Linked DNA regions of Homo sapiens: region 2 is linked to region 1. The links are chromatin contacts, found by Hi-C or POLR2A ChIA-PET in ENCODE. All regions are on one chromosome and are shown on one strand. Each heading gives the region's core, a stretch centred on a gene start or an enhancer-like site at or near the end of the contact. The rest is flanking DNA. Distances are from core to core; before and after follow the strand shown.

Region 1 (6,881 bases), core at 1,114-3,613:
GCGCCCGCCACCACGCCCAGCTAATTTTTTGTATTTTTAGTAGAGACGGGGTTTCACCGTGTTAGCCAGGATGGTCTCAATCTCCTGACCTCGTGATCCACCCGCCTCGACCTCCCAAAGTGCTGGGATTACAGCCGTGAGCCACCGCGCCTGGCCTGAATTCTTTATATTTTGAGAGTTTTACTATATTCTGCCAACCTGTGGCTTGTTTTTTAACTTGATTAGAGATGGCTTCTCTTCTGTTTGTAAAACTTCCAAATTTTAAAATAATCAATATTTTACATCTTTCCTTAATGAATCGTGCTGTTTCTTCCCTACGGCGATATACAGACATACGCTTTTCTTCTAAAAGTTTAGAGTTTTGTTTGTCACATTTTGGATCATTATTTCATTTGGAATTTAGTTTTATTTCTGTCGTGGTATCAGGATTGAATTTCTTATTTTTATATAAATAGCCAATTTAACTAGAACCACCATAACTTGTGTTTTCTATATCCCACGAACAGTTACTATACTAATTTACACTCCCAACAGTAATGAATAATAGTTTTTTCCCCACAACCTTAGAAACAGTTATTCCTCACCAGACATCTTTATTGTATACCAACTTCCAGGTACCCTTTTTTTCCTAATTTTCTTTTTGTCTATTCTTGTGTCAATACCACTTTTTTAAAAGTTGCTTTAAAATAGAATTACCATATGATTCAGCACAAATTAACACACACTTCTGGGTGTATATCCAAAAGAACTGAAAAGAGGGTCTCAAAGAGACATTTGCACACCCATGTCCATAGCAGTATTATTCACAATAGCCAAAAGGAGGAAGCAACCTAAGCGTCCACTGATAGATGAATAAACAAAATGTGGCATAATACACATAATAAATGATATATAGAACTATTCAGCCTTAAAAAGGAAGTTCTGCAATATGCTATAACATGGATGAACTCTGAGGCATTATGCTAAATGAAATAAGCCAGTCATAAAAGGGCAAATTCTGTATTATTCCACTTAGGTGAGGTACCTAGAGTAGTCAAACTGATAAACACAAAGTAAGATGATTACTGCCAGAGGATGAGGGGAATAGGAAATGGAGAGTTGCTCTTTAATAGGTATACAGTTTTAGTTTGGCAAGATGAAAAGAGAGATTGGTTCTGGAGATTGGTTGGAGAACAATGTGGAATGTATCTTATACTACTGAAGTTAAAAATGGTTAAGATGGTAAATTTTATTCTATGTATATTTCACTACAATTAAAAATATTTAAAAATACTGTTCTAGCAAAAACAAAAGGTTGCTTTTAATAGTTTCTCTTGATCTTTGGTGTCCTGCAATTTCACCGTTGCATAGAATTCTTATATTAATCCTGCTCAAGAATAAGTACTTCTTGAATCTGAAAATTCAAATATTCCACAATCTTGGAAAATTCTTAGTTATTACTCTTTGAATACTGCCTGCATCCATTCTCTCTAGTCTCTCTTTTTTGGCACTCCTATTAGATTTATGTTGGATTTTTTTTCATTTATTTAGCTCCTACATTGCATTCTAGTAAATTTCCTCAAACTGAATATTGCAGTCGCAGCCAAATGCATAGTTCTCAAAACACTGAATAGAAGATATTTTTATATAGCTCTTAAAATGATTAAGGCGATGTGTCAGCAAACTGTGCCAGAAGTAAAAAGTCAAGAAACAGGGAGACATAAGGCTTGTCTCTACAGCTTAGGAGGCTGTGCCAAAGCCAAAATAATAATGTATTGCTGTGGATGTCTACCTTGTACTCAACGAATATTAAAGCAGGATGCCGCTTTGTGTCAAGTACTAGATTACGATGAACGGTGTCACGAAGAACACTCCACTCTTGATACCGTATATGTGACCTTGAGCAAGAAATGTGTTCACGCTCAGGCTTCAGTTCCTTTCTGTGGGTTGCTGTGAGGCTCCACAGGGGTAAGGTAAGCACAAGTGCTATGCCTCAGTACCACTAGGGTATTTTCTCAATTCTAAAATATTAAATGGCCACGCACTACAGATTTAATAATAGTTTCGGAGGAGGGGCGTGAGGAGAGGAACATTCCACTAGCTCAACTATAAGCTTTCCGATTTCGGAAATAAGAAAAATATGAAAAAGTCTGCTTTTAGAATTAAGGAACGACGGTGTCGCGTTGACTTTCTCTGCTTGGTTCGCAAACGCTCTTTTCTCGAACTTGAATGACTTCTCTGTCGCTCATACCAACCTCTTTCCTGAATGACTTCTCTGTCGCTCATACCAGCCTCTTTCCTGATTTTCCACACTGGGATTCTCACTCCAATTCTCAGGTTTCCTGATAGACCTGATGAGCCGCTTCACCAGCGCCGCTTAGCTTCGCTTCTTTACTGTCATTGGCTGTCGCTGTTCCAGGTCCCGCCCACAGCGACCTCAATCCTGATTGGATGTCAGTGTCCTTTTGTTATGGCAAAGGTGGATCCCGGTGCTTTGAGATTGGACGACTGGGGTGAGGCGGGCAGCTAATGCGCAGGCGTGTATTCTCGAGTCAGGATTGGCGGGCGAGCGGCTGGGACGGGATGGGATTCTTCTCACGGCGCACGTTCTGTGGGCGGAGTGGGCGGAGCTGCCGGGGTCAGTTGGTCCAAGTGTCCCGGCCTGAGGTGTCGGCCGGATCCCTCCTTCTCCCGGCGCCTCAAGCGGAAGGTGAGGGCCGTCCCGGGCAGCGGAGGGCCTGGCCCCAGGCGACTAGAGCTGCATCCTCAGTACCTCCGAGGGCCTGGAGGGCGGGGCGGGCTGGACGCGGCCCTGCGCACCGGGGGCCCGGGAGGAGCGGTCTCGGGCCTGGGCATTTGGTGGGCGGCGGAGGCCTGGCTCCCGGCAGAACCCTTGCGCGACCTCTTTTTCTCCTGTTTTCGTTGTCAGGCCCAGGCGTTCTTTGGGAGAGGGACCTCTCGCGGTCCCTGACGCAGACATCGTGTAGCTTTCTCCCCGCAGCTCCTGGGTCGGGAGCCGCTTTGCAGCTCTCGGCTCTGGAATTGGACTGCGGGAGGGGCGTTTGGGTGGAATGGGACCTGGCACGCCTGGACCTTCCCGTGGCTGCTCTGCGAGAGCCTGAGAGATGGGAGGGGAGGCTGAGGTGGGGAGGGAGCCTAGAGAGCCGTAAAATAAGGATTGGACCATTTTTCCAGGCGGCGAAAGCGGCACCTGGGTTTGTTTCCTGATCGTCTTCTCCCCCAGAGTCCTGCTGAACAAGTTTTGGGAAGAAAGGTTTGGAAAGGAGAAAGAGGATACATTCCTGAAAGGCAGGGCTTCTGTTATACAGTGTGTCAACCTCACACTATTACGCAACAATAAGGACAGATGCCATTCCAGGTTGCCAACACGTTTTCTATGCCCGAGGACCCAAAGCTGTGCCCATGTATTCTGGTACCTCTATTCCTGATTAAAATCAGTGTAGCTAGCCATTCTCTGAGAGTATAGCTTCCATTTAAATCCTCATTTGGCCAAACAGTTCCTTGATCTTGTGGAATTTGAAACTGGATTTATTTAACCAGGACAAGTCAAAGCAGAACTTGAACAGATCTGAACAGACATTATATTGAAGTTCCGTAGCTTGAAGGGAATGGAGTTTATTTTCAGTTGCTTAGTAAAGATTCCAGAGGAGTTTGACATCAGTGGTAGCAAAATGTTTGGCAAACTTAAGATTAGGGCCATATTAAAGTTTTTTCCATTGCATAATGGAAAAAGCATGGACTGTGAAGTTAGACCTGGGTTCAAATTCTTGGTAGAGACATTGGCTGTGAAACCTCTGAAACAGCTTTTCTGAAAGATATATAGACTTTCTGAAATTTAGTGTCCATATCTGTAAATTGCAGTTTCCTTCTGTTGATTTGATGAAATAACATATGCAAAGCATTTAGCACATTAATGCACGAAGACATTATTTTAGCAGTCTTAGTAGTTCTCCAGTATGACAGATGGTGAAATCAATTTTAGATGCAGAAAAGTTGAGTGGCTGAAGATGGACGGGTATTAGGAAAAAGTCTCAAAATCTGCAGGCTCAGATGTGACAATAGTTGTGGTGGAATGGTGGAAAAAACACTGGGCATTTGTTGTAGTCTTGGCCCTGTTGCTAACTACTTCTGTGGTCTTCAGTAAGCCATTGTCATCTTTGGCCTTGATTTTGTAAAATGAAGCAGCTGGACCAGATGGTTTTCTTTAAATTCTTTCTGTTGCCCAAATTAGAGCTAAAAGGTAGAGAAGACGATAGCAGACATTTATTGAATACCTACTATGTACTAGGTACTGTTGCCAACACATTGTATCTATCCACTCATTCTCACAACAAACCCATGAGATACGTACGGTTATTATCCACATTTTACAAATGAGGAAACTTAAGGCCGAGGTGTTAACCTTGCCCAGGGTTCCAGAGCTTATAAATTGCAGAGCTAGGATTTGAATCCAGGTAATCTGAATCCATATTGTTAATCATTGTGCCAGGCTGCCTCTTGAGGAGAGTGATATTGTGGATATTGTACACTATTAGAGATAACTGTAAAATAAGATAGGGGCATATTTGGTAAGATGATCGTCTTTGGTCACAGGTGTGTGTGCATGGCAAAAATTATTTAATTAAATGAATCTTGTCCCAATGTTTGCCACATTTCCTGGTTTGTATTCTCTCTATGCGTTCTGCCTCCTGGACTTAAATAATCAAAAAAGTAATTCTAGATTCCCTTCCACTAACCAAGGCTAGATACCCGAATTTACTGTGTTTTTTGAGAAACCTTTGAAAGGTCTGACCTAGCCATACATCAGAGCTGAAGAATCTCAGCGAACCATGTCCATTTCTGGGGTAAGGTGGTTTAGGATAGGCAGAGCAGCCTCAGCGCCCCAAATTCATTTCAGTGTTCCCACGCTTGAGCAGACTTGGTCTTAATTTTCTCGTTTTTCATCAGATTTGCGTTTATATATAGGAGCAGAAGGAGTTGAAAGTGAACTCTTAAGAGCATATTTGACATGGAATTAGATTGATGTTATAGCAACTATAGGTAAAAAAGGATTTTATAGTTGAAAAATTTGAAAAGCTCAGTATTAAGTATCTGTTATGATGTAGTACTGTGTTAATGTAGACTTTGGGCAGTTTGGGGATCAATACTATTTTAAAAGAAAAAATCCATGGCTAAAATACTTTGACATAAAGAACTCAGCAAGTCTTTTGATCCCATATGTCAAACAAATCAGTTTATTGCCCTAAATCTACTGAAAGACTTTGAATATATATTAATACAATAGTAGCATTTTGAGATGGGTCTATTTGATCACATCACAATAAAATACAATTGCTTCTTGTTCTTTTGTCGTGGAAAGGCAGCAGGTAATGCTGTGGTCCACTGTACTAAAGAGTAATGCCCTTATGCGTAGGGCTGCCAGATACAGTGGGCGGTTTTTTCACTGTGCAACACTTGGGATGCAATCTTACGTAGACTGTGGTGTGAATTGTGCTCTCTCGCGTTGTATACCCTTATAGCACTGTTCTTGTGGCACTACTTTTGTGCTCCTGCCTCTACCCTAATCTTGAGTGTAAGAGTAATTTTTCCTTTAATAAGCCCTCTCCACCCTGTTTTTCTGCTTTTTATTTTCTTTCACTTTTTCAGATGAAGTCACACTGTTGCTAAACCATGCATAGGTTTTCTATTGTTTGAATTATATGTGGTCAGAATTTCAGAAACTGGCTTCTTTTTCTTTACCTCTTATATTGGTGAGTTTGGAATACTTGTGTTTTTGCAGACTTTTTGGTTTAATTTAAATATTAGTCTGAAACATAAGCAAAAGAAGACTACCCTATCACTGTATTATATCTGACTTCAAAATCAGCTGTGTCGATTTTCTGATTATCTGTTGCTTTGGCTTGTATATCTTATAACTCTTCTTAGCTATCATGAAAATTCGTTCTAGCTGTAGCCTTAAAATCATTGGATATGAGAAATTTGAAGCACTTTTAATTTATTATTTAGCAAAGACAGATGCCAAATTGCAGCTTACTCTTGCTGAGCACTCCCACGATCACTTTTGCTTTTGGCTGTTGCCTCTCTCATCTTACTCAGACCTCTTTTAGCTGGATCAGTGGTTGAAATGGTATGAAAAGAGAATGACTGTAGTACCTGGTTACAGGTGTGCTTCTCTGTCAGGGAAATGTCAAATCAAGTTTTCACTGACACTCTTCCTCTTCAATTATAGTTAAAGAGACATGTTGATTCAATGGAGAGGAATAGTTTTTGGAGTGTGGTCTTTAAATACTACAGTAGGCTGAATAACTTTTAAAAAAAGAATTGTTGGAAAAATTTTAGTAATCTGAAATGCAGAGAACCTGAGAATTAAATAATGTGAAAAAGAGGTCGGGCAGAGCAACTTTAAATGCGGTTTAGATAAGGGGACAGATGCTAGAAGACTTGGAGTAGGTTTATTCAGCATTATTAAATTAATTGTATACCATTTGTAGTTAATTATTTAATAATGTTATACAAGGGATATTTCATATTTTTTTCTAGACTAGTGAGTGCTATCTAACTTGAACTATAAACTTGAAGTTTATGTATATGTACACTGGGCATTTTAATTTGAAGTTCATGTTAGTATCTAAAGTGTAACAGGATTTATGTAGATGTACACTGGGCATTTTCAAATTTCATGTTAGTATCTGAAGTACAACAAGATTTGTATTAACAGCTGTGAGAGAATGTGTAATACACTGATATCTCTATTGTGATTCTAGTTCTAGTATGTAGATATCCTTATTTAATAGGTCTGCTTTCTACTGTTTAAGATACGGAGGCATAACAATGCCTTGGGCATAGAAGATATTCAGTAAATACTTGTTGAAAGAATAACA
Region 2 (6,881 bases), core at 2,036-4,535, 640 kb before region 1:
ACACATCCTGACCTCACCTGTTAATCCTTATTTCTTACTGTCTACTTGGCCAAAATGGACGTCTTCTTTGCAAGTAGGAGGGACATTTGCAGAAAACTGCAGGAATTTGTTAATCAACAGATCTGATATTTGATGGAATTCTAACGAGTTGCAACATTTGAGAGCTTAGATATATGTCAGAAAGAAAAATCCTCCTGGCCAGAGTTGTTGATGGTGAGAACTGGGAATGTTTTACACCGATCAAAGCTATGTAATCTCCTAATATTTTTAAAAATAGAATTGAGTCGGCCGGGCGCGGTGTCTCACGCCTGTAATCCCAGTACTTTGGGAGGCCCAGTACTTTGGGTGGATCACGAGGTCAGTTCGAGACCAGCTTGGCCAAGATGGTGAAACCCTGTCTCTACTAAAAAAAAAAAAAAAAAAAAAAAAAAAAAAAAATTAGCCAGACATGGTGGTGGGCACCTGTAATCCCAGCTACTCGGGAAGCTAAGGCAGAGAATTGCTTGAACCCGGGAGGCGGAGGTTGCAGTGAGCCGAGGTCGCGCCACTGCTTTCCAGCCTGGGCGACAGAGTGAGACTCTTTCTCAAAAAAAAAGAATTGAGTCTTCTATGTCTGGGATAATTTAAACATGGGGTGTTGGATTGGGTCTCTTGATTCTATAATTATATGTCAGCCAGTCGAATGATGGCAACTTTTAAGGACTGGTCCTTAGGGAAGAGGAGGTCAAGTGGTAAAGACCTAATTCCACACAGCCCAGGTGACTACATGGAGAATGTGCTCAAAGGCGAAGTTTATGCTCTGAGCTGGACAGTGTAGACTATTAGGGGAAAACAGTGAATGGGAAGAAAAGGTGTGTGGCCCAGATTCAATTTCTAGACACTTCCTTTCCTATTTTTTCTACCAAGACTACCTAGCAGTGGCAAGTATGTTCTGAACATTCTGCAGAAATTCCTTCTACCTCACTGAAGTTTCAAGTAATTAATGTGAAATGGAGGAGTTGACACAGATTAAATGGGCACACATATAAGGACATTCACAGTCATTTTGTGAAGCACTATTATGAGACCTAAATAGCAAGAAGCAAATGTGAATAACTCTGTCATTTAAAAATTTTTAAATCCAAATTGGATTTTAACATTTTTCTTCTTTTTACTTTATTGCCTTTCCAATGCAGATACCGTTAAACATATTGGCAGTTTTTTCTCAAAGCAAATAGGTGAAGTTTCTCTCTGTCTCTCCTAGAGAGACCGTCCTGGATTTGATTCCCTATGGCTTGGGCTTGTGTTCCTCCCTTCCTTCTGTGGTGTGCTGTAGAACCATGCAGGCTTCCCTCTCCACTATGACTGACTTCAACTGCATCTTCAGTTGCTCTTCTTCCCTCCAAACAAAACAAAACAGCAAAGCAAACAAAAGCCAAACCAAACCAAAACGCTACTCCTCTTACCCTAGAAACAATCACCCAAGAAGCTCTGGTTTGTTCGTGCAGTAGCTTAGGTCACACAATCAATGAATGGAAGACACAGAACTAGCAGAACTAGAACGCTATTTTTTTTTTTTTTGTAACAGATAGCTTGTCTTTACTTTTTTAAAAAATGTAACTTAAAATTAAAAAAAAAATTTCCATAAGTTATCGGGGTACAGGTGGTATTTGGTTACATGAGTAAGCAGAACGCTGATTTTGATTCTCAATTCAGTATTCCTACTAGCTCAGGCCTCTCCCAGGCAGTGTCTTCATGGTGTTAAGTGTGCACCTAAGAACAGCCTGTAGACCTATATACTGTGTCTCTCATAAGTGTACTGCGTTCTATTTTTTATGTGTAAATGCTGTAGCTGAAATTAATAAAATGTTTTGCCTTTGTGTATTTTCTCTATAAATACACAAAGACAGCTAGGAAATATTTTTGATGTTAATAAAAAGATCTTACACTAAAAAATGCCAGGAACCTTTGTGCTACCAAAAAGTTTACTTCAGGACTAACCCTTGCAGGGGCCTAGATATTTCAGGGTCTTCCCTTTTCCCCCAAATATTTGCTACCTGTTTTCCAAGCCCTTCCTTCCAGTGAAATAAAGCTGTTTCTTGGCACCTTTAGGGACAAATGGCTGATTGGCTTTACACTTTAACAAATGAATTCACACTGACATATAAACAGCCAATCAGCAAAAATGCAGATATGTAGTTTGTTTTTTCTGTCTCAGTATATTTGATACTTTCCAGTTTTGATAAGGAGGAGAGAGTTGGAAAGAAAATGAGGCCCAAGGGAAGATAAAGTTTTCTTCAGCTTGATTTTTTGAGAGGGTTGGTCTGGGATGGCCCTGTTTATCTTTGTGCACTTTGAGATATGCTTGTCCTGTGTGACCAGCCCGCACAGCTGGGGAAGTGGTAAGGAGTGAAGAAGTGTTGCTTTCCCAGCCTCCTCTCCACTGGGAAAAGAAAGAGAGAGGCAAATGGGGTGACGACGATACATCAAACCACTTTTTGCCCGTGTCTTCCTGGGCCAAGAAGAAATACTTCAAAAGCACAGTGTGAAAAAAAAAAAAAAAAAACCCTCCCAAAGGGATAGGATTATGTATTTCCCCAAATAATTCCCTCCCAGAGGTTTTGCCTTCAGGCTTCTCACTGAAGACCTACAGGCAGGAAGGGCTGTATGTATTATTTTATGATTATTTTTTAGAGACAGGGTTTCACTCCGTTGCCCAGGCTGGGGTGCAGTGGTATGATCATAGCTCACTGCAACCTCCAACTCCTGGGCTCAAGCAATCTTCCTGCCTCAGCCTCCTGGGTAGGTGGGGGACTACAGGTTTAAGCCACCATGCCCTGCTAATTTTTAAATTCTTTGTATAGATGGGTTGTTGCCCATCTGTGTTGCCCAAGCTGGTCTTGAACTCCTGGCCTCAAACAATCCTCCTGCCTTGGCCTCCCAAAATGTTGGGATTACAAGCATGAGCCACTGCTCCCAGCCACTATGTGCATTCTTAAAGGACTGCCTTCCATACGAAACATCTTTAGTTCGCAACAAAGCTCTGCGGCATTCAACAGTGGATGAGAGACACCTACAGCCCCCGACTCTGAGGTGTATTCCAAAGTGTGAAAATGTACTCAGTGACTTGACTTACACATTAAGCTGGCCGAGGCCACTAACATAATACATGGCTTCTTTTAACCTCCAGTCTCAGAGGGCTTAATGAGAAATAGTCTGTCAAATTTCAGGATTTCAAGCCACTGCTCTTGTTTCTAAGAAGGACACACACTGTGTTGTGCAATTAGAGAAAACCAGGCTGAGCTTTCGTCATGCGAGATGTAATGCCTTGAAGCCAAATGATGCAGTATTTTTAGTTGTAATTACTGGCTTGTTCTCCAATCCACTCCTTGCCCAACGACCTCCCTTGCTTCTCCCAAGAATCTTAATACAGTTTCTTCCCCTCAAAAATCCAACTGTGGCTACATAGATCTTCACTACTCGCCCAACCCTCTGACTCTTCAGTAAAATAAAGGGAGGAGAAAGAAATCAAAACCAACGAACCTATTTTACATATCTTCCCCTCCAGGGAAAAGATCTTAGCAATTTTCTAAAGGCTAGAGTGAGGTAGGAGGTGTCAAAAGCACCCTTACCTCCCCCAAACAGGCAGTTTTCGACTTCAAAAAACAGTTGTGGTAAAAATATCTCCCAAGAACAGCCAGCTGTTTATTTATAAATCTGTGCGTAGGGAAGCTTTATTTTTCTGAAGTGTTTTCAAGAACATGCATAGTGTTTGGGTGAGAGGGGCCAGCCTTGCTGGCGGCGAACCAAAGAGCAGGGAATCACAAAAGACGGCCGGCGGCGAGCAGGCTGGGGTGACGGGGACCCCGTGGATAACGGGCTTGAGGACGCCCAGGGCTTCAGCCTTTTCCAGGCGTCCCTCGCCGGGGCAACGCAGAGCAGCTGCCGTTCTTCCCGCGCCCCAGCAGATGGTGGTGTCAGCCCGGCCTCGTGCCCGGCCGCCGCTGCGCCCGCGCCCCCTCCCCTCGCAGATGGCTTAATCAGGGCTCCCGCCCGCCCCTCCGCGGCCCCCGCCCCGCGCGTCTGGGCGAGCGCTGCGAACGTGGAGCCAGGCAGTCAAGTGTTACTGCGTACAGCAGGTAGCCTGGCAACTGAGAGCACAATACCGAGCAGATGGTGTTCGCACGGCGTGATGGACATCACACACGACAGCCTGAGACAATCCAGGAATTCCCTGGTGACTCGAGGCCCTCTTTGCACAAAATGAGTTCTCTCTCCATTGCCGTGTATCTCTGGGGTTATCTGCCCCCCTCCTCCGACTGACACTGAACTGGTTTCTCATTACCGACTTTTCTTCCAGCCGGAGGGGAGGAAGAATTCAAGTGGGGGAGGGCGCGGGAAGGGGACGTGGAGGGAAACGGAAGGGCTGGGAGTGGGGTAGGGGGGCAGTGGCGACCTCCGGGGGGGGAGGGTGGCGGACACCAGACCCCAGGGCCGACAGCCCGGGAGGGACCGGGTTCCAGGACCCCAGCTGCACAAAGCCGGCCCGGGGAGGGGGCGATAAGGAGCGAGCCTCGGGTCGGCCCGGCACCGCTGCTTCGGCTCAGAGTCCTTGCAATCGCTTGGCCTACGAACAACCTAAATGAAATTTAGGGTTTTATTGAAAAAGTCCCCTGGGGCCTAATTTAGCCTCTCGACTCCAGCCTATATGCTTACAAGTCCTCAGGGGACTCCGGCTAGGAAGTCAGGAGTGGGGCCCGTGCGTCCCCGGCAGGACCTAGACTGCCTCTCGGCGCAGGCGGCCCTAACAAAGAAGCCCACGAGGCGGTCCCGGGCGCGGGCAGGGGCGGTGCGGCGGCGCTCGGGAGACCCGCGAGGGGCCCTGGAGGTCCTCGGCCCGCGCGCGCCGCTCGGGAGCCCGCGAGGCTGCGGTGTGCTCCAGCGGGCGCATTTCCCAGGCCCCGCCACATCGTGTGTGTTAGTGGCTGGGAAGGACACGAGGACAGAGATGAGGATTGTTCGTGGCAGGAAAGAGTAAAAATAAATCAATGCATAAACAAAAAGGATGCCCCAGAAAACCTGTGCTTTTCAGACACACACACACATACACACACACTCACTCACTCACTCACTCTGAATTGGGTCAAGTAAAAAAAAATTTTTTTTAAAGGAAGGAATCTTTAGCCCAACTGGGATTTCGACGAAATTGTATATATCAAAAGATAGCTACATCCAACCTCTCACCAGAATCCAGAGGCTTTCTCCTGCAAAGATACTATTGAAAGTTTTATTAGTAAGTTTGAGAAGGCGAAAGTATGTATCAGAGGTGAAAGCTAACATGACAATTGCTTGGCCAAAGAGCGCAGCAGTTTTATGTTATTGAGCAGCACAGGATGAATCGAACACCCACGATGGCTAGACAGAGGCGCCTGGCTGTGACTCCCAGAGGTTCAGGCAAGCCATCTGACCTCTCTCAGTCCCCACCCCCTGAAATGAAAACCATACTCATAAGACTCCTTGACAATGGAAATTTTGGAGGTGACATAGTTAATGAAGTGTCATAGAAAGGAAATAGCTAAGAATACTCTAAAACCTCCCCATTCCCAGTATGGGCAATTTGGGAAAAATGAGTAACTAAAAATTAGGGGTTCTCAAAGTGTGGTTCCAGGATCAAATGCATTAGTCCCCACCTGGGAGCTTGTTAGAAATGCAAATTCCCAGGCTCCCCTCTAGGCCTCCTGAATTAGAACTTTTGGGGGTGTTTTAACAAGCTCTCCAGGTGGTTACGATGTCCCATAGAGAATCATTGGGGCAAATAATCCTGTGCCCTGATTAGATTGCAAAGCTGCACTTTCAAAAGCAAGTCAGGGTGCTGAGTTGCTTAGTTTCTATTGCAAAATTTCCTGCTTTGGAACAAAATTTTCAAAATTTTCAGAGGGTTGCTCAGGCCAGTGATGTTTGCAATGCAAACCCAAGAATTCTGAAAGGAGCCCATGGCTGAAAGGAGCCAATTCTTCCAGGACGGACTACTCCAGTTGCAACTGTGCTGTGGAGGCTGAGGAGCATCCATGACTGAGGAAGGGCGAGTCCCCTATAATGCCCTTGCTAAGGGGAGCATCAGACATCCCTAGACTTACAAGTCCCTCGTGTAATAAGGTGAACTATGGAAAGCTATGATTTGAGGAAAGTTCCCTCTGATTGAAAGAGTTCTTCAAATATGAAGAATGTAACACTTATGGGGCACCTACTCATTGCAAAACACTCTACTAGGGGCTTTCACCTGTATGTTTAACTCATTTTGTTGATTTTTTTTTTTTAAGCCCAAATTTCTGAGAGGTTAAGGAACTTGTCTGGTGGTGGCGTCTCTGGGATTCTGACTTTTCCACTGACCATAACATGCATCTGGTCTAAATTGAGCGGACCACCCAGGAGGATGTTGGAATAAAAAGAAATGGGAAGGGGGTGGGGAGAGGAATGGGCATAGAATAAAAAGGTAGAAACCCTTGGGATCAAAGGATGCAACTGAAAGAGCACCAAAATATGCATCATTTTTTTTAATATGTTGTCTGGTACCCAAAATTGGGATGCCTCTGTGGTATCAACTTTGACATTTAAAGAAAGGGCATAAGATTAGATCATTCAACCATAAGTGGAAGGAAGAAACAAAATAAAATAAAACCTTACAATTCCCTTTGAAGTTGATCAGGTGTCAAGGCAGTGATTTGGTTTTCTTTTACAAACTTTCTTTTTCCAGAAAAATTTTTACTGTGGGTTTGGAGAGGTGTTTACAATAAATTCATAGCAGAGCTCCAAAAGGGCCCACCCCATCTAATATCCTCTGTCTCAGCAGATTATTGAAGAAGATTGGATTAAAAGGTTTGTTTTGTGATGTGTGATGGTTG

Evidence for each region. A loop is a pair of places that touch in the nucleus more often than their neighbours do. ChIA-PET counts read pairs that join two places held with the same protein, here RNA polymerase II (POLR2A). Pooled maps may share reads with other maps.
Region 2: a loop to region 1 is called in a map of ovary, with 4 times the contacts of the local background. The contact joins the enhancer-like site here to the promoter of SCOC-AS1 in region 1. A Hi-C loop is called at or near these places in 9 of 168 maps with a recorded cell type or tissue (B cell, CD4-positive, alpha-beta memory T cell, endothelial cell of hepatic sinusoid and 6 more) and 21 of 50 pooled maps. POLR2A ChIA-PET finds 5 or more read pairs at or near these places in 2 of 52 experiments (HepG2 and naive thymus-derived CD4-positive, alpha-beta T cell).

Annotation. Positions count from the first base shown.
Region 1 is chr4:140,371,029-140,377,909 of GRCh38, forward strand. SCOC-AS1 (SCOC antisense RNA 1) reads right to left here and starts at 2,364. Exons shown (of 5, transcript NR_033939.1): 1 at 2,235-2,364. It overlaps SCOC (short coiled-coil protein), which reads left to right and starts at 2,618. Exons shown (of 4, transcript NM_001153484.2): 1 at 2,618-2,689. RefSeq lists enhancers at 2,301-2,802, 2,498-2,547 and a silencer at 2,708-2,907.
Region 2 is chr4:139,731,031-139,737,911 of GRCh38, forward strand. The region is part of intron 2 of MAML3 (mastermind like transcriptional coactivator 3); the gene reads right to left. It also overlaps a transcript of MGST2 not described here. Among named protein-coding and RNA genes, the nearest start is that of MGST2, 69 kb to the left of the region's middle. RefSeq lists a silencer at 3,938-4,057. Within about 2 kb of position 3,286, at least 28 of the 41 ENCODE cell types and tissues checked have a DNase peak (open chromatin) inside an H3K27ac peak, as active enhancers do; they include B cell, gastrocnemius medialis and ovary, where a contact is called at or near this core.